Regions from separate parts of the Mus musculus genome. Here region 1 is linked to region 2. A link is a loop called in an ENCODE intact Hi-C map of the cell type or tissue named here. Cell type or tissue: heart. All regions are shown on one strand. Each heading gives the region's core, and the rest is flanking DNA. Links, peaks and the distances in the headings are about the cores only.

Evidence for each region. A loop is a pair of places that touch in the nucleus more often than their neighbours do. Peaks named below come from ENCODE experiments on the same cell type or tissue, not always from the same donor. Only the 100,000 strongest peaks of a DNase experiment are listed, where the experiment ranks them.
Region 1: a loop joins it to region 2, with 6 times the contacts of the local background. A loop is called at or near these places in 14 of 42 quality-filtered maps.

What each region holds. Positions count from the first base shown.
Region 1 is chr6:146,656,410-146,668,851 of GRCm38, reverse strand. 4930479D17Rik (RIKEN cDNA 4930479D17 gene) reads right to left here and starts at 11,634. Exons shown (of 3, transcript NR_046277.1): 1 at 11,507-11,634; 2 at 4,358-4,778; 3 at 3,449-3,639. In heart, for the core only: CTCF peaks have their summits at 5,986 (motif pointing left) and 8,052 (motif pointing left); a DNase peak (open chromatin) is centred at 4,541; H3K27ac peaks cover 1,793 bases.
Region 2 is chr6:146,720,141-146,732,582 of GRCm38, reverse strand. Stk38l (serine/threonine kinase 38 like) reads right to left here and starts at 7,653. Exons shown (of 14, transcript NM_172734.3): 1 at 7,536-7,653. In heart, for the core only: a CTCF peak has its summit at 7,545; a DNase peak (open chromatin) is centred at 7,632; H3K4me3 peaks cover 1,979 bases; H3K27ac peaks cover 1,936 bases.

The DNA.
Region 1 (12,442 bases), core at 2,381-10,380, 63 kb after region 2:
GAGACAGAAAGGGAGTGGATCTGGAGAGGAGGGAGAGTGGGGAGGAACTGGGAGGAGCAAGGGGAGGGGAAACTATAGTCAGGAGATATTGTATGAGAATAGAGTCTATTTTCAATAAAGGGTGGAAGAGCCAGAAAGAAGGCTGTGTGGCCTGTCCTCTCTCTGTTTCTGTCATGAGTTGGCTTTCCTGCACTGGGTACTTCTGGCTTCCTCTCTTCTGTGCACCTTTGTTTTTCTCCAGACTCAGCTGTCAGAGTCGTCCATCTGGGGCTGATGTGAACTCTTTGGGAAATGCCAGGCACTGCCATTTCACCTCTGTTTTTTGCCACCATCAGGGTGGGCCTTCCTCCTCAGACTAAATGTCCTGATGCAGAATTTCCCCACTGGATAGTAGAAGACTTTCTACCTCTGTTGCTTGGATGTGTTCTCAGATTTAGGAGGAAAGGTTTTCAAAGATGACCCAGTTTCCAGGGGGAACAAAAATTTTGTTTTACCATAGCAGAAGTTTTGTCATATTTTTTTCAAAGTTTTAAGATACTGGGAAAGGGTTTTGTTCTTTTAAAAAAGAAGTATTGAAAATGTGCCACAAAAAGTTTCAAAATTTTTCTTTAGAAAATATACCATACAAAAATCTATAGAGATCTCAGAATAAAAGCAAGCGAAGCTATTCATTCTCTTGTTATCTCCAGTCTCTGACTACTGCAAGGTTCAATGTGGATTCTCATTCTTTATACTATCAAGGTATTTGATTAATCAGTGAGATTGGATCAAGAAAAAGTTGTACTCACGAAACAGTACTTTAGCACCATATGAGATGGCATATTTATCATTGTGACAGAAAAGACACCAACACACAACCATAGTTACACCTGCTAGTGTGGGAACACTCTGAGTAAAGGGCTCACAACAGCTTGCCCTTCAGCTAATGTCCCACCTTGATGCCTCTGGACCTTGATTAGAGCACAGTGGACCAAGGCCTTTCATCAAGTGTGTGTGTAGTTAAAATGATCTGATTTCAAATTGCATCTGGATGACTGGAGGGTGGGGGTATAAAGGCCCTGAAAATGGAGAGTGGAGACTGCCGAGCTGTTAGCCTCTCTGAGGGTGGTGACTGCTTTAGTTGGACAGCCTTGTGGTGATGACACAAGCCAGGGCTCTGAGGTTTTTACAGGAGACTGGTTCCTGAGGAGTGAGACTAATTCAGGGTGGGATCTCTTGCCTTGGAGCTCTCTTCTTCCACCTGTGGCTAGATGTCCTGCAGATGGCAGATTATTAAGGTATGCTATTCCTTTCCTATATTGCTTAGAGCATGTGACTGGAGACACCCCAAAAGATGTGTCAGGGGAGTTTCCACAAAGGTGTGTTGGGTTGGAGTCAACTGGGATCCAAAGAGAGTACTACACACCAGGCCCACGCATTTACCAGGGACATGTACTTAATACAAGGCTTCAGCTCAGCTTCTAGATCAGTGGTTCTCAACCTGTGGGTCTCGACCCCCAGACAATCCTTTCACAAACACCATCAGAAAGCAGACATTGAATTTACATCCTAACTCATAAAAGTAGCAAACTTACAGTTATGAAGTAGCAACGACAATAATGGTTAGAGTTACCACAACATGAGGAACTTTATTAAAGGGTCGCAGCATTAGGAGGTTAAGAACGGCTAATCTAGTGAGGAAAAGGGATGACATGGGAATGTCCATAGCCAAGGGTCAGGAGAGGACTTTACATGAAGATCGTTGGGTACTTTGTTGTTGCTGTGACAAGATGCCTGAGGAGCGACTTAAGGATGCTCACTTCCTCTTACTCAGTCTCAGACTGCAGCGCATGAGATGGCTCCACCCACATTTAGGGCGGGTCTTTTATCCTCATTATGACCCCTCTGGAAATGGTCTCACAGATAGACCGCACTCTCTAGTGTTCTATGCAACCACAACCTAAATATCTTTATCAGCAGCTGGGGATGTCCAATGCTTCTGTGTGTCCCAATTCCTCTGGTGAAAACAGAGTGGTCAAGGTACCCTGATTTTCTGACAGGACACAGCAAAGGTAGTGACGTAGAAGGAACTGAGGGACCCCAAAGTGCTTGACCATTCTGTGAGTCAGAATGCCAAACTGAACCTAAGAACAGACTCAGTGGGCACATTCTTGCCCAAGATTGCGCAGCCCGGCTACTACTCTCCCCCTGAACTGAAATAACATTTGGTAAACAATGAAATCTGTAAGGGAGGGGTCTCTAGGATGTGGTGTCTGAGTAGACAATGGATAAAGGGTAGAACACCAGAGAGGGAGCAGGCTCGCGGCTCAGAGCACTCTGTGAGAAACTGGGGTCTGCAGCTTTTTGTAGCTTCATGAGTGGCTTTGTTCCTTTGAACAGCAGGATTTCCATCAGCTCATTTCCAGGCTCATGTTTTTGAGATAGCCCCTTGGGCTTTAGCATTCTGCTCCACTGATCCTTTGTGTGTGTGTGTGTGAGAGTGAGTGCACATGTGAAGGCGCAAGTATGTGCTGGGACACGTGCACGTGAGGCCAAAAGTTGATGTCCCGTGCCTTCATAGATTGCCATGCGCTTTGTATACTGGGGCAAGGTCTCTTGCTGCTGGTGCCCGATTCAGGATGTAGCACACACATACACACACACACACACACACACACACACACACACACACACACACACACAGAGAGAGAGAGAGAGAGAGAGAGAGAGAGAGAGAGAGCCCCTTGGGCTTTAGCATTCTGCTCCACTGATCCTTTGTGTGTGTGTGTGTGAGAGTGAGTGCACATGTGAAGGCGCAAGTATGTGCTGGGACACGTGCACGTGAGGCCAAAAGTTGATGTCCCGTGCCTTCATAGATTGCCATGCGCTTTGTATACTGGGGCAAGGTCTCTTGCTGCTGGTGCCCGATTCAGGATGTAGCACACACATACACACACACACACACACACACACACACACACACACACACACACACACAGAGAGAGAGAGAGAGAGAGAGAGAGAGAGAGAGTGAATGAATGAATGAATAAATAAATAAATAAATAAATAAATAAATAAATAAAAAAAAGCAAAAGTACTGATTCTCAAATGCCTTCTAAGGAATGCCGAGTACCTAGCACCCAGTACCTACTTTAGCACTGTGATGTCAAAAACCTGAAATAACTTCTACCCTGCAAGTACTTTAAGGAAGTGGGTACCTCAGTCACTCCTCTCCTTTTTTCCTTAGAAGGTAAATAAATAACGTCATTGAGCCAGTGAGATGACTCAGCAGGTCAAGGTATTTGCCATCAAGCTTGGTGACTGAGTTCATCCCTAGGGCCCACATGGATGGTGCAAGGAGAACTGGCTCCACCAAGTTGTCTTGTGACTTCCACTTGCTGTGGCACAAGTGTGCCTCAAATTAAAAAAAAAAAAGTTAAAAGAATTAAATAACACTTACTGGCTTCTTAGTGTCAGAGTATATATATTATTGAGCATATATATTATTGATACAGGCCACATGATTCGATGAGACGACTCATCACTGTTCCAGACTTAGAAGGACTTGCAGCAATGATCAGAACCCTGGCAGCTGGGACAGAGGTAGGGTTCACTCAGTGATGGAACACTGGCCTACGGTTTGCAACCTCTGGGTCCCATCTAAAAGGAGGAAAAGATAATAGGAGACACACAGTAAGGTCCCGCCTTTCATAATCCCAATGTGTACCTATTGGGCTCAAAGCCAGTGTTATATTGGTTTTCTCGGTAACTGTATGATTTTCCGGAAAACCATGAGGGTTAAAAGTCAATGCTGAATCACCACACAAGTCCTGAACTCTGCACAGCGTGCATGCCTTGGAGACTCTTCCATTGCTTTATTTAGCCAAAAATGGGAAAAACAAAACAACAACAACAACAACAAAAAACCAAAAACCCTAAAACCTGACCATGAACTTCCATCTCGGGCCTAGAAAAGCCTTCCTAAATTCCTGTGCACCCGCTGTTGTTAGAAGTAACAAGCACAAACCAGGGAGGTGAGAATAATCCATGCAATAAATAGAGCGAGCGTTAGCCTGGGTAGGGGAGAAGGCTCTCACAGCAACACTCTTGGGAAAGCGAGGATGTGCTGTGATATCTTACAGGCTGAAGCGTTGGAAGGAGCAGGTGTCAGAGAGACCACACTGGGTCAGGACCTCGGCTGGGTCCTGCGGATGCGGTGCCTGTTGTTTGGTTTTGGTTTGGGACAGATTTGCTTTCCGTAACAATGCCTTCACTGTGTGCTGAGTGAGAACCATAATTTAAAAACTGTCTATTCTACTGAGCCAGTTTATCTATATTTAACTATCTATTATAACTGTCTGTCTAGAGACTTTCTTACATTTTGAGCTCCGGCAGGAGAAAGCTGTAACTTGGAAAGAGTCCTCAAGCTGAACGAGGTGGCACAGCCTTTATCCCAGTTTGAGGCAAGAGGATCACAAATTCAAGGTTTGCCTGGACTGTAGGATGAGTTCAAGGTCAGATGATCTTGAGTCCCAGTCATACAGAGTGCTAGAGACAGCCCAGAGGCAGAGCGCTTGGCTGGAGTCCACGAACCTCTGTCTCCAGCTCAACAAAAAAGAACCATGTGACCTTTGCTCATCTTGAGTCCAGATAATAAGCAGACTTTTGAAGCGTCTGGCTAATTCTGTGGGGGAAGGCATCTCTCCTCTCAGCAGGTAGATGTGGTTTGTATGAGTCCTTCACATCCTGAGAATTCTTCTTGCCAGGTTCCAACAATTCAAACTTCCAACTCCAACAAGCTGGGGTTACAAGAGGGAGAATGAGAAGAAAAGAACTCTCTCAGCAGGAGAATGTTTACCCAGCAAGCACGAGGCCCTGGGTTCCAGCCCCAGCATCTAAGAATTTAAAATGAAGATAAAATCAGTGTTACTTACTTAAAAACAATACGCTATACCCTATAAGAACAGATACACTTTATTTCCCACACATACACATAATTTTTGAGCACAGAAAGATTTTTGTCAGTGCTGGGTTGTGATATCTTTTCCTGCTTTGTGTCAGTTATCATATAACATATTGCTTTGGTTGAAGTATGTGAAGAAGATCTGAAGAAACATTTTAGAGAGAAATATGTATTTTTTTTTAAAGTCAGGGATTGTTTATAGCCCAGGCTGGACTGATTTGTGCTGTTAGGCCAGGCTGGCCTCAAATTTGCAACAGTTCTCCTACCCCTACCCTCTTCGTGCAGGGAGGTGTGTGCCCCATGCTTGGCCAGGAGGAAGATTTTAACGCCGTTTTAGATGGTTGTCCATGTCCTTTTTTGAGACAGGGTCTTGCTGTACAGGCCAGTCTGCTCTGGATCTCACTACAGAGCACAGCTGCTTTGGCCTCTGGGATGGCATGCAGGCACTGCAATGCCTAGAGTTTAAACAATGTTTCCATACTCTGCACTTGTGTTATTGCTGATGCATATCAGAAACATCTCCAGGTATAAGGAAACTGTCACATTCACAGAGAGAATGCATGTCTTCTAAAACTTTAATTATTTACCTGAAAGCTAAAGTTTTATTATTGGCAACGGATACACTCCCTCAAAGGGACAGGATTAGTGTGACCTTACTTACTTATCTTACCAGCCTGTGCCAGTCACTAATGCACAGCAGTGCATGAAGGGAGCCGTGACTATGACACGCAGAAGTACTTTATGGATGCATATGTCACAACTGGTCCCATGGAGAACCAAGGGTATGTAGTCACGAGTCCAGACTAAAGAGTTCTTACTGCTTCATCAAATGGGCTTTTAATCAAAATAACTGTTTTTCTTTTCTCTTTTCTGAGAATGTATGCCTGTAAAGGAAATATGATAGGGCTGAGAAGCTGGCTCCTCCGGTGAGAATGCCTAATGGCCTTGCAGAGGAAGCAAGTTCAGTCCTGGAACTCACACTAGTTAGTGGCTCACAAGCATCGGTAACTCTGGCTCCAAAGGGTCTGATGCCCTCTTCAGGCTTCCAAGAGCACTGCACCCGCAGGTACAACACCCCACACAGTTGCATATACGTGTGTGTATATATAACTTAGAATAAAGTATGTATTCCAAAAGGAAAGAATACAATGACGAATTTGGTTTGGGTACTTAACACTAAGACTTGGACAATCTTTCTAACCACTGCTTTTAAAAAATACTAACACTGGGGGTGGAGAGATGGTTCAGCAGTTAAAAGCATTTGTTGCTTTTGCTGAAGACCGGGTTTCAATCTGCAACACCTACAGAGGCTCACAATCATCTCCAGTTCTAGGGATCTGATGCTCTCTTCTGACCTCTGTGGTACTGAATGCACCGGTACATGCACATACATGGAGACAAAACACCATATACATAAAATAAGAATAAACAAATCCTTTTAAAAAAGATTTATTTATGCCGGGCGGTGGTGGTGCACGCCTTTAATCCCAGCACTTGGGAGGCAGAGGCAGGTGGATTTCTGAGTTCAAGGCCAGCCTGGTCTACAAAGTGAGTTCCAGGACAGCCAGGACTACACAGAGAAACCCTGTCTCGAAAAACAAAACAAAAAAACAACCAAACAAAAAAAGATTTATTTATTATTATATGTAAGTACACTGTAGCTGTCTTCAGACATACCAGAAGAGGGTGTCATATCTCATTATGGAAGGTTGTGAGCCAACATGTGGTTGCTGGGATTTGAACTCAGAACCTTCAGAAGAGCAGTCAGTGCTCTTAACTGCTGAGCCATCTCTCCAGCCCCTAAACAAATCTTTAAGTACTAACACTACTTCTTCTGACTTTTTCTACAGCTCCAGTATTTCCTTCTCAAAATGGGAAGAACAAAGTTTGGCTCCCTTTCTCTTTTCCCCTCCTCTCAGCATATATGTTTACATCCCTCCATGGCCAGTGCCTTCTTGGTTCACAGCACTTCTAGTCTTCTTTGTGGTTTCAGCCAGCTGGAGAACTGGCTTGTCTCCACACCATAGCTGTTCTGCTTCTCATCGCCGCACTACCCTCAAGCCCACAGGGAACCTGCACCCTTCTTATGCTGGGTCACTTTATGGGGATGCTTGCCACACTTTTTACAGAGGTCTTTGGGGTTCACACTGAGCACCTCACAGCTATACTGTTTACACAATGACAATGGTAGGCTCGGTGTCAACCACCCTGGCACAGACGTCTATCTCTGCCGTCAGTAAAATAAAGTAAGGTAGAGAAGTCAGTGAGGAAGATATCCTGTTGTCAGTCTCTGGTGTACACACACACAAGCATCAGTGAGCACACCCGCACACACAGGTGCACACACGCGCACACACACACACACACACGATTATAACTGAAATTTTAGATTTCAAAAGCAAAGTGTTTGTATGTTCATAGTTTAAATAAAAAGGTTTAAAACTAACTTTGAAAGATTTAAAGTAGATCAGACGAACGGGTATAGAGCTGTCTTAAGTAGTGACACAGACTTTTTTTTTTTTGATGGAATACATCATTTTTGACAAAACCACAGCAAAATAATAAAACTATTTCTCACAGCAAAATAATAAAACTATTTCTAAACATCTGTTGCCAAAAAGCTTCAGAGAGGCGCACCGGCAGAGAGGTGTTCCATCAGAGAGAGCGGTGTCGGGCAGAGAGATGCAGGTTCTACATTAGCTGTCCCTGTGCATTGGAGCGAAAGACTGTGAGGTTTGGGTTCATGCTGTATGTGCATTAAATAACGTCTCATGTCAAGTGTTCTACGTGACACTGCATTCAGTCCTAGGGCTAAACCTTTCTGAGGCAGGCTTAAAATTCCCTACCGTGAGTACGTGTCTACACACTTTGGTTTTCATGTTAGAAGAAAAAGAAAAAGGATATTTGATGGTTTTATGTGAGTTTCTGCTTCCAGGAAGATGCTAGTTCTAATAGAATCACAAGATTGATTCTCATTAGTGTTAGCAGACTTCAGAGAAATCAGTTTTCTGATACTGCGACCAGTCTAGCTAATCAAGCCCCCTAAATGTCAGGAAACAGCACTCCAGCCAGGGCCCCATGTAGGGCTCAAACTCAAGGTCAAACTGCCCTCTTGTGGTCTTCTTGATATGGAAGTGTTTTGTTGTTTTGGTTTTTCTCTGTGTAGCCCTGGCTGTTCTGAAACTTGCTCTGTAGACCAAGCCTCAAACTTGGAGATCCTCTTGCCTCTGCCTCCCAAGTGCTGGGATTAAAGGTGTACCAGGCTACGTGGAAGATTTTTAGTGCATTTGGCATGAATATTATTTATAAGTGGATAGACAGATTGATTTCTAAAACTGAGCCCATGCCCAAGGCCTGCACATTCTAAGGAATTACTGTACCAGTGACCTACATATCAAGTCTGAATTTTAAATGTCCTTACATTTATCTCACATAATGTAAAATTCACACTTCAAAACGACTCAGTGAAGTATTTCTTAGTATATTCCCAGACTTGTGTAGCTATCATCACTGTTTAACCTCTGAGCATTTTAACTTCCCTGCTCCCAATAAGCACTGACTTCAAAGTACAACATGCATGTATATGTGCACATATGTGGTGTGTATAATATATATACAAATGTATATACTATATACAGCACATACATGTATGGTTAATATATATAATACTATATATAACACATATGTTACATGTATGCATACACATATACATATATGTATGTGTGTATATATATACATATGTGTACATATACATACACACACATATATAATATGCAAACAGGTTTTCTTCAGTGACTTGCAACATCTGTGACAAGCAAAGTTCAAGAATCTAAGCAGATGATGCAGATGTTTTATCCCTCTGCTCTCTTGTGCTAATTTATTGATCTAACTCTGTATAATTGGAGGGGGTGTGGCTGGGGGTTGAATACAGAGCCTTGAATGCAGTCAATGATCTCTACCACTGAGCCATATCTGAGGCTCCTGTATAAGGATTAAAACAAGCTCCACCACTCTGCTGCCCTTTCTCGTGGGGATCTGGAGTACTGTTGGCCCTTCAGATTTCTGTGTACATTTCAGAAATAGCATGTTAAATTCCACAGAAATCCATGCTGGAAATTTAACTAAAATTGTGTTAAATTTGGACTTGTTGAAGAAAATTGGGTGAACAATTATCACGACACCAACTCTCATTTAGATTTAAAATCTTTTAGTGATTTGTAATTTTTTTCATTTTGTCATATTTACTCTGCTCTTACATTTCCACTGTACTTATTCCTTGAATTTTTTGTTTGTATTTTGTTTTGTTTTTCAAGACAGGGTTTCTCTGTGTAGCCCTGGATATCTTGGAACTCACTCTGTAGACCAGACTGGCCTCAAACTTTCAGAGACTAGCCTGCCTCTGCCTCCTGAGTTCTGGGATTCACAGTGTGTGCCACCACTGCCTGCCCAGCTTTTCCTTGAATTCTATGGTTAATTCTACTGAAGACTTTTTCCTACCTGTTGTTGCTAGCCTGTTATATTTATGAGTGTCAAACTAATCCAAACTTACCTATGCAAGTTTGCTTACTTATGGTTGCCCAAAATTATCTATGTAACTCAAGTTTGCCTCACATTTGAAATCCTCCTGCCTCAGTCTCCCAAGTACTTTACATCAGGCTCCTTCTGTTGGCTTTAAATAAGTTTCGCTTCGCTTCACTTTCAAAAATATTACAATTTTAGCTTGTTTTGTGCTTTAAAGCCTTGGTGACAGGCACAGGCACAAAGAGAAATGGATGTGGTTATTACTGTACCTAGAGCTCAGGTTTTTGGAGGATCTGACTTCACAGTATGATGTATGCTATGGTTTACACACACACTTTATACTTCAATATCTACTTATTTATATGATCTATGTATATAGGTGTTTTGTCTGCATGTACATCTGCACACCAGAAGAGGGTACTGGATCCCATGGGACCACAGTTATAGATGGCTGTGGGCCACCATGTGGGTGCTGGGAATGGAACTCAGGACCTCTGAAGAGCAGCCATTGAGCCATCTCATCAGCCCTATACTTTATATATGAAAACACTTTGTTTCTCCCTTACTAAAAGCTTTTTTTAATATATAGTTTTAAAAAAAATACTTGTCGGGCTGCTGAGATGGCTCAGCGGTTAAGACCACTGACTGTTCTTCCGAAGGTCCTGAGTTCAAATCCCCACAACCACATGTTGGCTCACAACCACCCGTAATGAGACCTGACACCCTCTTCTGGTGTGTCTAAAGACAGCTACAGTGTACTTACATATAATAATAAATAATTCTTAAAAAAAAATACTTGTCCCTCACCAAGATGGATTATTGAGTGACTCTCATTTTAATCTACTAGTGTTTTAAATTATATTATCATATTTAATTAATTGAAAAATACATTACATTTTGAAGTGATCAATGAATATTTGTTTAAAAAATGAACATCTAAATTGGCAAATATGAAGTTACTTATTTTCTAAAGGTAAAATTGTCATTCCTGAGATTAAACACTGATTCAAAGTGAGGCATTCAATTCCCTAATTGCCAGTGAATTTGATTTGCTGATATTTTTCAAATTTAGTAGTGAAATAGGCTTTAATAATTATTTTTGGATTACCACTATCAAATCATGGCAATTGGCTTTTCCTATATTTTGTGCAAAACTGGAATTCAGAGACAAAACTTATAAAAAATATCAATATTAATTTTTATTTTAGACAGAGTCTCAATATGTAGCCCTGGCTGGCCTGAAACTCAAACTGTAGACCAGGTTGGCCCAGTCACAGAGCTCTGCCTGCCTCTGCCTCCCAAGTGATGAAATTAAAAGTGTGCACCACCACACACAGCTAGATTCATTTTCTATGTAACTCTGTATGTGTTATGTGTGCATGTGTGTGCGTGTGTGTGTGTGTGTGTGCGTATATATGTGTGTGCACTTGTGAACATGTGTGAGTTTCCAAAGAGTCCACAGAAGGGCATTATCTCTCCAGCCCCAAAGACCAATTTTGAATGCATGGTAAAACTTACTCTAACTTGGTGCTTTATTTGTAGGTAAGTTTTAGCTATTGTTTAAATAACTGTAATGCCTAACAAGGCGTTATGCTTGGGTCCACTTACTAAGTTTTTCTAGGAACGGCCTCTTGTCAGCATTTCCAGATTTGTTAGTTTAACTTAACTTCCAATGTTCTCAATGTTCTATCATCAATGCTACACTTTGACCTTTTGTTTAATATTATTTATTATTATTTCCCCTTGGTCAAACTTGCCTGCTGATTTTATACCTTTAAATTCTAACGCTTCTTTTTCTGTAATATGCTTGTTTTCAGCCTCTGCTGTTTTAGCATTAATGCTGTCTCACCTGGACATGTTTATCTTCCCTCATTAAGTTCTGAATTCCAGTTTCTATTACATTCTCATTGGCCTGAGTGCGTATGCTTCCTAGGGCTACCAGAGTTCTCAGAGTCAGAGCACAGGCCCTCATTGAGTTGAGGAACAAATAATGAGGACCAGTGACCCGCACCCCTTAGCTCCATTTTCCTGACCATCACTGACCCAGCACTGTCTAGGTTCCTCCATTTTCTCCTGCAAGCTTCTGACATGCGCTCAGGGCCATGAAATCTCTTCCTGGGAGACCATTGCTAGTCTGGTACTGTTATCATTCTGGCAGGAGTGAAGATATTGTACAGGGAGACACTGTGTTCCTCCCTATAGTTATCAGACTATGCAAACAATGGTCTCCAAGGAGTTGGAGTTCCACCAAGGAATCATGGTGGGCAGAGGAATAGCCTAATGCCTAGCATCCAAACACAAGGTTGTATTTGTCTCCCTAGCTGCTACTTGACCCAGACCCACTTGAACTCAGCAGATTGAGCTGATCCAACAAGTAGACAAAGGCTTCCCTCCTCTTCCCAGGTCTGCATACAATCCCAACAGAGGCTTAGAGTCTTCGGTCCTTTAGGAACAAAGCTGGTGAGCCCTATTTTGGAATGAGTGAAAGAGAAGTGCCAAGGGAAATAGGACGCTGACTCCCACTGTCTGCCGCCCTGCTTCTGTACTGAGAGCCTAGTCCACCTGTGTCTACAGCTCTGAGAGCAGAGACAAGGGGTGCACCCTGGGTCTCTTGGACCTACTTGGCACCATGACAACACCTTTTTCAGGATCCACTCTTTTTTTTTTTTTGGTTTTTTGAGACAGGGTTTCTCTGTGTAGTCCTGGCTGTCCTGGAACTCACTCTGTAGACCAGGCTGGCCTCGAACTCAGAAATTCGCCTGCCTCTGCCTCCCGAGTGCTGGGATTAAAGGCGTGCGCCACCACCGCCCGGCCAGGATCCACTCTTACATGCTGCATTTCCTGCCTGAACTGTTACTAGAACCATTTTCAACAGGAGCGACCAGGGAGTTTTCTAGGGATAGAGGGTTGACCACTCCTTTTTCCTATTTAGATCTTTATCATAAAGGTTGCTTTGTGCTGTTCTAATTCTGATTTTGA
Region 2 (12,442 bases), core at 2,751-10,750:
AAGGCTGGGATGCTGAAAACCATCTCTCTCTAAGCTCAACAGCCTCAGATTAAACTGGCAGAACAGATAGATAAGATTCACATAATTAGCATGTAACTTATCAGGTGTTATAGGGACACACCCAAATTATGCTAATCCCTTTGCCTGGCATGTCCTTCACTCTTAAACGATCAACTCACAATAGACTTCACACAAGGAACTTTCCTAATCTGCCCACTAGCAATCTCTACTTCCTCTGCTCTCTAGCGGCTTCACTGTGTTTGTACTGCAGTTATTTGTATATTCACAGTAATACATATAAGTCAGAATCCAGCCACACAGAACGATAATACATCATACTGTCAGATTTTCTAGGTACCTAACACAGAACTGGGCAAGAAGCTGAATTAAAATTACCTGCCTTAGATGCATCAGGAGTCTGGCACGCCTTGAGTGCTAACCCATATTAAGAACACCAATGGGGCAATATGTGCAGTTCAGTACTAACATCTTCCCACTCCAGTCACTGAAAGAGGAAAAGTCTTTTCTGTTTGGCTTGATAATGGCTGACATATGGAGATTCTCCTCACCAGATGTGAAAGATGTGTCCAAATGAATGAAATGGATCTCTGTTGTACAAACACAGCAAAGGGCAACTCTGAGTACTATAAACCAGGCAACCAGCCCCTGCTGACAAACACGGAACAGCCAGCCCCACAGGGCAAACACTGCATGGAGTTTCCATAATGGAGGCCTGTCAGCAGGCCAGTGCTTAGCTACAATGCTCCTGGCTAGTATAAATTAAATGGCACGAAGCAAGATACTGGTACAAGATGATATTTCCAAAAATAGACCATTAAAAAGTTCTCTGATCTCTCAAAGAATCCATCTTCCCATGCTATGAAGTGTATACTGAATTTCCTATAACACTAGCACTGTAAGTAAGGTACCTCATATCCAAGCCTAGAAGAGCATACCTTTAATTACAGCAGTTAGGAGGCAGACACATTTCAAACACACACACACACACACACACACACACACACACACACACACACACACACACACACAAAAGCGTGCGAGGAGGAGGGGGGAGTTGAGATTGAGAGAGATTGTTCTTGTTCACCAAGCCTGGCTCAGATCCTCTGTTCTTTTATTTAATTTCTATCTGTTCTGCCTTACCCTTCCTTCAGCACAGAAGAGAGCAGCTGAGCTCAGGATGAGCAGGGAGGAACATAACTAAGAATTGAAGACTGGGAGTTTCAGGATTAAAAATGAAAAACTGAAATCCAGCCTCACGATTTGACAAATTCAAGAACAATGCCCAAGGCTCAAAACTATGACACAGTTAAAGAAAATGCTGTGTTGTAATATTTAGCCAACTCTAACTGGTTTTAATTATATCAGATGGTTGACAGTATTGTTTACCTTGGCTTATTTGTTGAGACCAAGAACCAGGTCTCATTAACTAAGTTTGTAGAGTTCTCAACACCCTGCCTATAGTGACTTTTAATCTATTAAGACAACTACCATGTACATACTTGGGTTAAACTCATGCACTCAAGTTTAAGGGTAGTTCTCTCTATAAGATTCCAGGTAAATTAATTAAATCTGAGTTTTTCTTTCTCTCCCTGTATGGATCTAACAGTGGTATCCTCACTACATACCCACGAATGAGTTAAGAATGTATAAAAGTCCTTCACAAAACTGTAAGACATAGCACAACATACAACTAGTAGTCTTAAAATAAGTTTTCTCCAGGAGCAAGCCTCTCCTTGCTATAATTCTGAGCACAGTTGTACATTTTTCCCAGAAAAATTTATATTTGACATGCAAAACTCTAAAGAGCTCCTAAGGGGAATTATCCAAGAGGTAGAAGGGAAAAATGAAAAGTCAGGTGAGACTGGAAACTGGATAAACAGACAGGAGAAAAAAAAAAGCTTTTGCAATAAAGTAACCGGAGAGAGAGAGAAATTCTGGGTCTTAAGGGTCACTATCAAACTCTACCTCTATCTCCCCATATTCCTGGTCAGGTCACCTCAGCTCTCTAAGCTCCAGTTTCCTCAGATAATAATCCATAAAGCTCCCCTGGATATCCAATCAGATTATCTATATACAATGTATTTATGCTAGTGAGGACTGTGCCAGTATATATTAAGTAATAAATTAAACAGTTATTGAGAAATTAGATGTATCCCTGGTGAGAACAGAGTGAAGCCTGTGTAAGAGGGAGAGAACAGCTCTGAATCAAATCTATGAATCAAATTGGGAGATGACGTTTGATCAATATAAAGCAGCTTCGCTGGACAACTGAGAATTGTTGAGAGAACCACAGTCAAAATTCCAAGTCACAAAAACACCAGGCACAGCAGCTCATGGACATGTATAACAGAGTGTGAAACCATACCAAGAAAGTGAGTGTTAATGTCTACAAGCATTTCTCTGCCCAGACTCAACTGTCTATAAACTTTGATAGAGACAATCAAAGCCATGACCCACAGCAAAGGGCCTGTGATTTAGCATGCAAAAAACAGATGGCACCAGCAATTAGTAGTCATCCGGTGCTGCCATCTTGATTCTCGTTGGAAGTGTTGATTTGCAATGGATCTGAGGGGCTAAACATTACTAATTCCACCAGCTCAGGAACCACAGTAAAGATGCTCCAGAAACCAGGAGAGGGGGAATAAATTTGCTTCGTGAATCAAATACAAAGGTAGTAAACAATAAGGATGGTAATAAGAATAAGTGCTACCTTCATATACTCCATCAGAGATTTGCATAAATGCAAACACTGTACATGCGGAATAAGACCCAACAAAGACCAGGAAAACAATGAACCTGTGTGTATGCACAGAGAATCAACTGCAACTTGGGTTGGCAAATCATCCAGTATTCATTCACTACAGGGAAGGCAGGAGCCGGCTCAGGAATTTAAAAGTGAGGTGACAACAGACAATAGAAGGTTGATGTGGGGTCAATGTACATTGCACATCCTATGAAAATGTCACTATGAGATTTCTTATTCTGTACAACTAATATTCGTAAAAAATAAATACATAAGCTAAGTTTCAAACAAGTACAAGTTCCCATAGGCTACTAGCAAGGCTTGAGTTTTGTTTAGATTCACACAACATGAATGTATATTGTCACAACACCACATGACCTGTAACAGTCAAGGTTTTCCCTAAGATCTGTGCAGAGGCCTCTAGGAGGGAGGCATCATGCCTCAATACTTTTCAATACAGACAAAACTATTCCACATGGGAAAAAGATGTTCTCCAAATTTCCATTCCCCAAGAAGGGTGCTTGCTTTCGCTTTGATGGAACACATGATATCTCTTAGGATAAAGAACCTTTCAAAAGCAAACCTGTACTTAAGAGAACCCTGTAAACCAGAGTCCTCAACCTGTGGATTGTGACCTTTTTAGGAATCCAATGACCCTTCACAAGGGTTGCATATCATATATCCTGCATACTAGATATTTATATTATGAATGGTAACAGGAGCAAAATTACAGTTATAGCTACAAAAATAATTTTAAGGTTGAGGGGCACCACAACATGAGGAACTGTATTAAAGGGTCACAGCATTAGGAAGGTTGAAAAGCACTGCTGTAAACCTTTTTGTTTTGGTTTTGGTTTGGTTTGTTTTTTTAAAGACAGGGTTTCTCTGTGTAGCCCTGGCTGTCCTGGAACTCACTTTGTAGACCAGGCTGGCCACGAACTCAGAAATCTGCCTGCTTCTGCCTCCCGAGTGCTGGGATTAAAGGTGTGCACCACCACTCCCGGTGCTGTAAACCTTTTTAACTATTAAAACAAACTTAAAAAGCATCTACAAAATTTTGGGCTGCAGATCTGGAAGGTACTGTCAAACGTACAAATAACTGAAAACAGTAAGACAACCATGAATGCTATCTGCACATATGTGACAGAGAATTAATTGCAGATGCAGAAACCAACAGGATGATAAGTGGAAACAGAGATTTAAGATGTGCTGATATCTTCTTTTTACTATCTTTGTCTTATTTCATGAACTTTAAATACTGACAGCAGCTACTTTCCCCATTAAAGCTTATCAATCATAAACTGTTGACTTAGAGAGAAGGATCCTAGAACCTATCACATTCAGCCAAGGAGAGATCACTTTTTACACTCTGAGAGACTGGCCCCTGATCTTTAACAAGTAGACATCATCTGAGCAAAGATGAAGAAGGTAAGAGCCTAGATCTCACAGTATGGTTGGTAAGGATAGGCAGGGACCCACCAATGCTCACATATACACCATTTACGTTTAAGTGAATTTACTGATTCCAGTTTTCAGTTAACCAGTACCAAACATTAAGCCTGAAAATTCATAACTAGAACCTGACAGACAATTTTTTCAACATCCATTTATCTAGCAGACCTGTATGAAGCACAGTGTCTGATATTAACACCTGTGACTTCACATTCTCCGAGACATTAAATGACACTCCAATATTGAGTATCCATGGCTGAACTTCTCTCATTTTACACATGTACAAAACTCTATTCCAAACCTTGCTTCAGACATTATCGGAATAGCTATTTATGGAAATAAAAACTGAAAGGTCTGAGACTGACATCAACTCAATTTCAACTTCATAATTCAATCCAAACAATATCTAATGCCAAGTAGCCTTTAGACACACAAGATATAATACAACAACTGAAATGTTGCAGCAGGGAAGGGGTATTCCTAATTTCTCATTTTGAATCTACATGGGTCTCACTTGATGGCTACAACTAATTAGCATGAAAAGTAACTTTCAAAGTGACTAAATTTTACATGCCAAAAATAATATTTCCTTTGCTGAGTGTGGTGGTGCATACCTTTAGTCCCAGCACTGTGGAGACAGAAGCAAATGATTTGTGTGAGTTACAGCCAGCCTGGACTAAGTTTCAGAACACCCTGGAACTATACAGCTACACAGTGAAACTCTGTCTCAAAAACAAACAAAAACCACAACTCATTTACCTAGGTTTTCACTTCGTTGGCATTCCCAAAATTTAGATGCATTTTCCGAAATCCACTCTTTGCAACTACAGACCTGAGCAAGACCTTCCTGAATGACAATGGGAGGTAGTGTGTAAACCCATGGTGTCTAGGCCAAAGCAACTCTACTACTTACTGTCTACCTGACTTTGACACCTCATTTACTCCCTCAGCAAGGTGGGAGTAATAGAAACGCTCCCTCTGGTAAACAAGATATATAAGCGAAGGGTTTGGCAACAGAGGCCCTGTATAAAGTGTTCTCTTACAGTCTTACCATCCACCAGGTCATCCAAATCATCTGCACAGATGCCTTTTCCTCCTGAAACCCTTGAGTTGTCTGGTAGGACTGATCCTTCCTTCCTTGGCTTCAGTAGGAATTTTATATTCTAGTTACTGGAAGTGGAGTCACATGTTTCTCCCTCAGGACAAAGACCACAGCATTTGTGTAAGGCAGGCAACTAACCCTTCTCTCCCTTCATCCCTCCTTCCAATGCTTGTAAACAATAATATCCTGGCAATCAGCAGAACCTTTACCTGGAGATTGAAGTGCCCTGTAGCCTGTATATGGCAGCACTGATCATGCCTCACTAAATACTTCCTTGGGACTTGAACAGAAACTGTTGGGGGAACAAAGAAGAAAGGATAGGAGAATATACCTGCTTGTTTAAACACAACTCTGCTGCCTTAAGCTTGCTTTCATCATCTCACTGAAAGAGACCATGGTGCTTTTCATATAAAAATTCAAGGGCAGGCTTTCTGCATATGTCTAGTCTAACCCAGTCATAGCTTGCCCATCTGTTGATTTGAAAGTAATGCTAGGATTCTCAAACAGCAATATGCTTGCTTAACTGGTCCTACATTTATGGAAAATAAACTCATTTAACATTACAGCAAGATACAAAAATCCTCCTGGCTTTGGTGTCTTCAACTTTTCCTAGCTCTGTGAGAAGGCACTTGCTAAGGCATGTTACCAATTCTACTAACAAGATGTCACTGGTCTTTGAGAGAGTGGAACTTTTCTAAAGAAAAATGGCCAAACTGAGACTAATGCTTTATCATTTTGGTTTTTTATCATTTTCCTTTGTTCTTAATGTCCCACTTTTTGAAATTAAAATCTAGTATTTAAAAAGCTGCAGAGTTTGGTTTTTGAGAAAGAACTTAAAGTTGGGTGGGTAGAGAGGAGGAGAGGATCTGGAAGGGCTTGAGGGAGAAGGGACTATGATCAAAATATATTTAAAATTTAAAACTGTTTTAAATAATAAAAACTGCAGAGAACACCTTTTTATTTAGACAGCCTTAGTTTCTATTCTTTGGCTTATTTGTAAGCAAACTCAAGAAAACAAGTGCTGAGACTTCCAGTATTCTATTTAATGTGGTTTTTCTGAGTCTAATTTGTTCATTACTTAACAGCAAGGCCTTTCAAAAGAGCACGGAAACTACACCGAACTATGCTTCTCATTCTAAACACATCCCAACAAATGGGATGCCTAATCGGGCCTCTAACTAGGAGAAAAAACGCTCAGCAGAGCGAAGGCAAATACCAAACTTTTATCCCTTGTACTTCTTCTGAGACCAGGATTTTCCAAATAAAAGTACTTTTATGACCTCGCGCAATATCATAATTTATCGTATATTTAACTAAATTATCTCCCCAAATAGACACAAGAGCAACTAACTCAAATAAAGTGCCTCTTGGCCACGAGGGAAAGAGCATAATAAACTTAATTGTTTTATATATCCTGAGGCGTAAGAGAAAAACCTTTCCATTTAGGCTTGTGCGTGAGACATCAAGACAACTTGATATGCAAATTGCAAGGCTTATTGACTTAAAGTAGGGAGACCTGACCGATTTAAGCCACGACTGCCAAATAAGGGGTAATCACCACCTTAAAACCATTGAACTTTGTTCGCCTGGCTTCTTGGCAGTCGTGTGGCTAATACCAGAGCCAAATCCATAAGTGGCTTCTACCGAAACGCGTCCCAAGTTGCAGAGGAGCCGGAGAGCGCGCCGGCTCTGCACCGAGTGAGTCCCGAGGGGCGGCAGCAGCGCACCTCTACACCAGCCGCTGCTCCAGACCCACCTCGCATCTCTTCACCGCGTTTCTCCAAACTTCGGGACCCAAGAGCGACCCCGCAACAGAGAAAGTAGCATCGGTGACAGGGACGCCGCGGCTCGGGCACAGTTTGCCGTCGCTGTGCACCGGCAACTTTGTGCCGGCGAGCCGTGCCCTCTGCGTCCGGAGGGGACGGGAAGGTGGGCCCGGAGCAGGACGCGCGCGGGGCTGGCGGCTCCGCTCCCGGTACGCAGGCTGCCGCACCCGGCTCGGCGAAGGCCCCGGTGACTGACAGGCGGTGGGGGCGCGGCCCCGCCTGCAGCCCGGGGACGCCGCGCACGGCCGCGGTTCTCCGCTCCGCCAGGGACACCTGGGCTGGGCGCCGCGGGCTGTACCGCGCCAAGCCCCTCACACCTCCCCGCAGCGAGCGCCGCCCTAGCCCCGCGGCCCTGCCCCGCGCCGGCGCCGGTGCCCTCGCCCGCTCTCACCTGCCGGTGTCGCCCGCGCCCGCTCAGCCTCCTCCTCAGTCACCGCAGCCCGCGGCGCGCGTCTCTCGCGCCAGGCCCCGCCTCGTCCCGCCCCGTGAGGCGGTGCCAAAGCGGCCGCGCCAGAATCTCGCGAGACTTGATCTCCTAGATTTTTTTTTTTAAAGGGGTCGCCCCTGACGTCATACGCACCCAGGCGGAAGTGTCCTTCTGGCGTCAGCGCCAGTACCGACCCCCACCTTCGCGGGCGGAAGTGTAGGTTGGTCCAGGAACCTGAGCTCAGTCTAATCACTACTGGGCGTTGTAACGTTCTTGTCTCATGGCCCTCTCCAGTTCTAACTGGTTCTGCCTGACCCTGAGAGAGGCCTGGTGTGATGGAGCTCTCCTCAAGGCAATGCAAAGATGGCTCCATAGAGGAGAGATCACCAATGTAGCAGCTCTGTGACTTCCACGTCTCTATAACTGAACCCGAAAGGCTTAGGAGGATTTAGAATTTAGGAAGACCACAAGAAACTTACCAGCATACATGAAAATTTGCTAAACTTACCTGAAAAATCCCAGAGCAGTTGACAACATAACATACAGCATTAGGCTAGAAAATTGTCGTCGTCATTGTCTCTTCCCTTCGCATCAAAGGTAGGCAGGCAAACTTCAGGACCCGCGGACTAGCCAAACACTATACACTGTGTGTCCTACACACACCTACTCTTAATTTATACATCCAGCACAGTAAGAGATTAACAACCGAACCATAGATTTAAGCAACCTCAACAACATTTACTTTAAAAAAACAAACAAACAAACAAACTTTGACGCCAGGTACAGTGTTTCATGCATGTAATCCCATCACCAAGGAGGCTGAGGCAGAAGCTGCGGCAAGTTTGAGACCAGCCTGGGCTACATAGTGAGTTTGAGCCCAGCTAGAGCTACAGAGTGAGACCCAGTCTTAACAATACAAAAGCAGGCTAAATCTTATCTTTGATGTAGACAGCCAGCTGCTCTTGTGCTTTGGGGCTATTATGAAATAAAATGAGGATTATTGGAACAAGGACCATGCCTCCCAGGGGGCCAGGAGTTTCACATACACAACATTGACACTCCAGAGGAACTGCTAGCGTCCTGGGAGCAACACAGTGAGGGGAGTGAGAGACTTCATTGGCTACTTAGAACGGCATTTTCAGTTTAAAACTGGTGAATCATTTATTTCTGGAATTTTCCACTTCATAATTTTGGAACATGGTTGACTGTGGGTACTGCCAAAGTGAATCTGTGGATAAAGGGAGAAGAGTGTGTGATATTTAGAAAATCACTTTCCCATGGAGAACACAGGGGAGAGTTTTGGGAAAGTGACAAGAGTTTTGCTTTTTAAGATAAAACTGGTCTTTGAGTAAGACAAACCAATATTCCCAATCACTATTAACAAATCCATTCTTGGAGCCGGGTGTGGTGGCGCACGCCTTTGATCCCAGCACTCGGGAGGCAGAGGCAGGTGGATTTCTGAGTTCGAGGCCAGCCTGGTCTACAGAGTGAGTTCCAGGACAGCCAAGGCTATACAGAGAAACCCTGTCTCGAAAAACAAAAAAAAAAAAAAACAAAAAAAAAACAAAACAACAAAAAAAAACAAATCCATTCTTCAAACAGTGGGATTTTATGAAATACCCTTAGCTTTTACACTATTAAAACAATATATGCAAGGGCTAGAGGATGGCCCTCTTCTGCTCTCACAAAAGGCCAGAGTTAGGTTCCCAGCACCCACAGCAGATGGTGCACACCTTAGTAACTCCAGTTCAGGAAATTGGATGCCCCTTTTCAGCTACCAGAGGCACCTACATACATGTACATGTGCACACTTACACAGAGACACATATATACAATGTAAGGGTCCAAAAATCACTGAAGGAAGAGCCCAGACTCAGATAGTATGCAAAAACAAAGAGTGTTTATTCCACAGAAACATCCAGTATGCAAGGGTCAACCATTCTTTGAAATGACGATCCCAGACAAAGGCAGGCAGGCCTTCTTACAGGAAACCAAGGGAACTCTCTAGAAGAATTAGGTAATCTATAATCTCATTGGTGGGTGCTAGGGGGCCACAGGTGATCAGTGGTCTACATTCCAATGTCATGAATGTTCAATCATGTGTGGCCAGTGGTCTGTATCCCTATATCACAATCGTTCAACCACGTGATGAAATAGGGCTGCCCAGCGCAGATGGCCCATTCTGAGATAAGATATTTCCCATTTTTGTGTTTATCCCCAGACTGTTCTTTGGGAGGGGGTTTTATGATCTTGTTCTGGATTTTATGGTCTGTTCCTAGAGCTGCTGTCTTATGACTTAGTCCCCCAACTTAGTTTTGGGGACTTATGGTCTATTCCTGAAGCTGGAGCCTTAAGGCCTTTTTTGAAATTAGGCCTGGTCCTTAAATGAAGACAAATTCAACATAAACAAATAAAAGTACCTAAACTGTTTGGGCAGTGGTGGCGTACACCTTTAATCCCAGCATTTGGGAGGCAGAGGCAGGCACATTTCTGAGTTCAAGGCCAGCCTGGTCTACAGAGTGAGTTCTAGGACAGTCAGAGCTATACAGAGAAACCCTGTCTTGAAAAACCAAAAAATAAAAATAAAAAGAGAGCAGGGCGTGGTGGCGCATACCTTTAATCCCAGCACTTGAGAGGCAGAGGCAGGCGGATTTCTGAGTTCGAGGCTAGCGTGGTCTACAGAGTGAGTTCCAGGACAGCCAGGGCTACACAGAGATACCCTGTCTCGAAAAATAAAATAAATAAAATAAATAAATAAAAGAGAGAGTTTTAAAAGTATCTAAACTTAAAATATTTATAGCAGTTGAGGACTGGGGGGGGGGGCGCAGAATTCTGGAGCTTATTCCCAGACAGCTCAGTCATTCCAAGAGCTCAAAGTTCATCGGATGATCCTGTCTCAAAAAATAAAGTGGAGGACTTGTGAGATAGCTCAGCAGTAAGAGCACTGACTTCTCTTCTGAAGGTCATGAGTTCAAATCCCAGCAACTATATGCTGGCTCACAACCACCCGTAACAAGATCTAACTCCCTTTTCTGAGTGTCTGAAGACAGTGTACTTACATATAATAAATAAATAAATCTTTAAAAATAAATAAGGTGGAAAGTCCGTGGTGTAGCTTAGTGGTAGAGCATTTGCCTGGCATGTACAAGGCCCTGAGTTCAATCTCCTGTATCAGAAACAATACAAAACATTTACCTTTTGGCCTGGATGTGTGGCTCAGTGATTAAGAGTAATTACTGCTCTTGCAGAGGTCCTAAGTTTGCTTCCCAGCATCCTCATGGTGTGTCTCACAACCACCAGGAACTCGGGCTCCAGGGGAGCAGATGCCCTCTGGCTTCCACCGGCAACTGCACTCCCGTGAACATAGTGACACACCATGCACAGAATCAGTTTGCCTTAAATATAAGGTGGAACATTATTGAAAAAGTTGCTTCTGCACATGAATGTATATTTGCATCTACCTGTGCATACATACACTCACAAAACACAGATAGATAAACACAAATACAAACTAATATCTCTAAGTTTGTCATATGAAAGGAATCATAGCATGATTTCATTATTCTGTCTCCTCTCTCTGTCTCTGTCTCTGTCTCTCTCTCTCACACACACAAACACACACACACACACACACACACATACATTAAATTCTGTGGTTTTTTTTTCATGCATGGCTTAAGAAAAGAAGGAATTTGATATTCAGGTATTTGTGAGGAAATTTGTTCTACTTACATAATCATATAGTCATTGCAAATGGCAGGTTTAACTGTGATCCAACAAGCTTGGCAGAGGCCTGTACTCCTTATACTATATGCATCTTATATATACACTTATATGTATATATTATATGCATACCAACTTGAGTGTGTAGAATCAAAAATAGCTTATTGTTTGTTTGATAGAAAATTCATGTTTCCAAATATGTATGCCTTTTCTCAACACTGTGATAGTGTGAACTAATCTAGAATGTTGACTTGAGCAGAAGTTTGACCTCTGTGCATAGCTTGAGATCATGCTAAACAGCTTCCCTTAGGAGGTCATTGATGTTATCCAAACTGAAACCTTTTTGCAAATTCTGTGGATGACTTTTCAGGATAATATTCTGAAATGCATTTTAGAAAAATATCTACATCTACAGGGGAAATCAATTATGCCAATATATGCATATCAAAATGCTAAAAAGTGAATTTGTGATGTTACTGTATAGTAGGTAGCACTTAAGTTAAGATTTTTTTGCCTTATTTTTGTTGTTGTTGTTGTTTGTTTGTTTGTTTGGTTTGGTTTTTTCGAAACAGAGTTTCTCTGTATAGCCCAGATTGTCCTGGAATTCACTTTGTAGACCAGGCTGGCCTCGAACACAGAAATCCGCCTGCCTCTGCTCCCGAGTGCTGGGATTAAAGGCTTGCGCCACCACGCCCGGCTTTTTTGCCTTACGTAATTCCCCTCTCTTGAGTGTGTGCTGGACCTTGTAATATTGTTCTTTAAAAGGGAATATAGTGAGAGTTGTGATTAGTTGTTTACATGACTGGATTACAAGGGACTCTAGCCATCATTTCACTCACCCTCTCCAGTTGTCACTCACCTGGGTGGAAACTAGCTGCTCTACTGTGGCTTACATTATAATGAGGGTCAGAGCTCCAAGAACTAAGACACACCACCGTCAGAAGCTGTCGAGAGCCTAGCCTTGCAGCCTGGTCATAACGTCTAGGCCACACAGAAAGTCCCTGTCCCAAAATAAAACAAAAATACCACCAAAAGGTTAAGCCCTTCAACCTAATAATTCTCGAGGAACTAAATCTGCCAACAATCTTGCAAGTAAGTTTAGAGGTAGAGTTTGTGTTGGCTGCAGCCCTTTCCATAGCCTTGAGTCC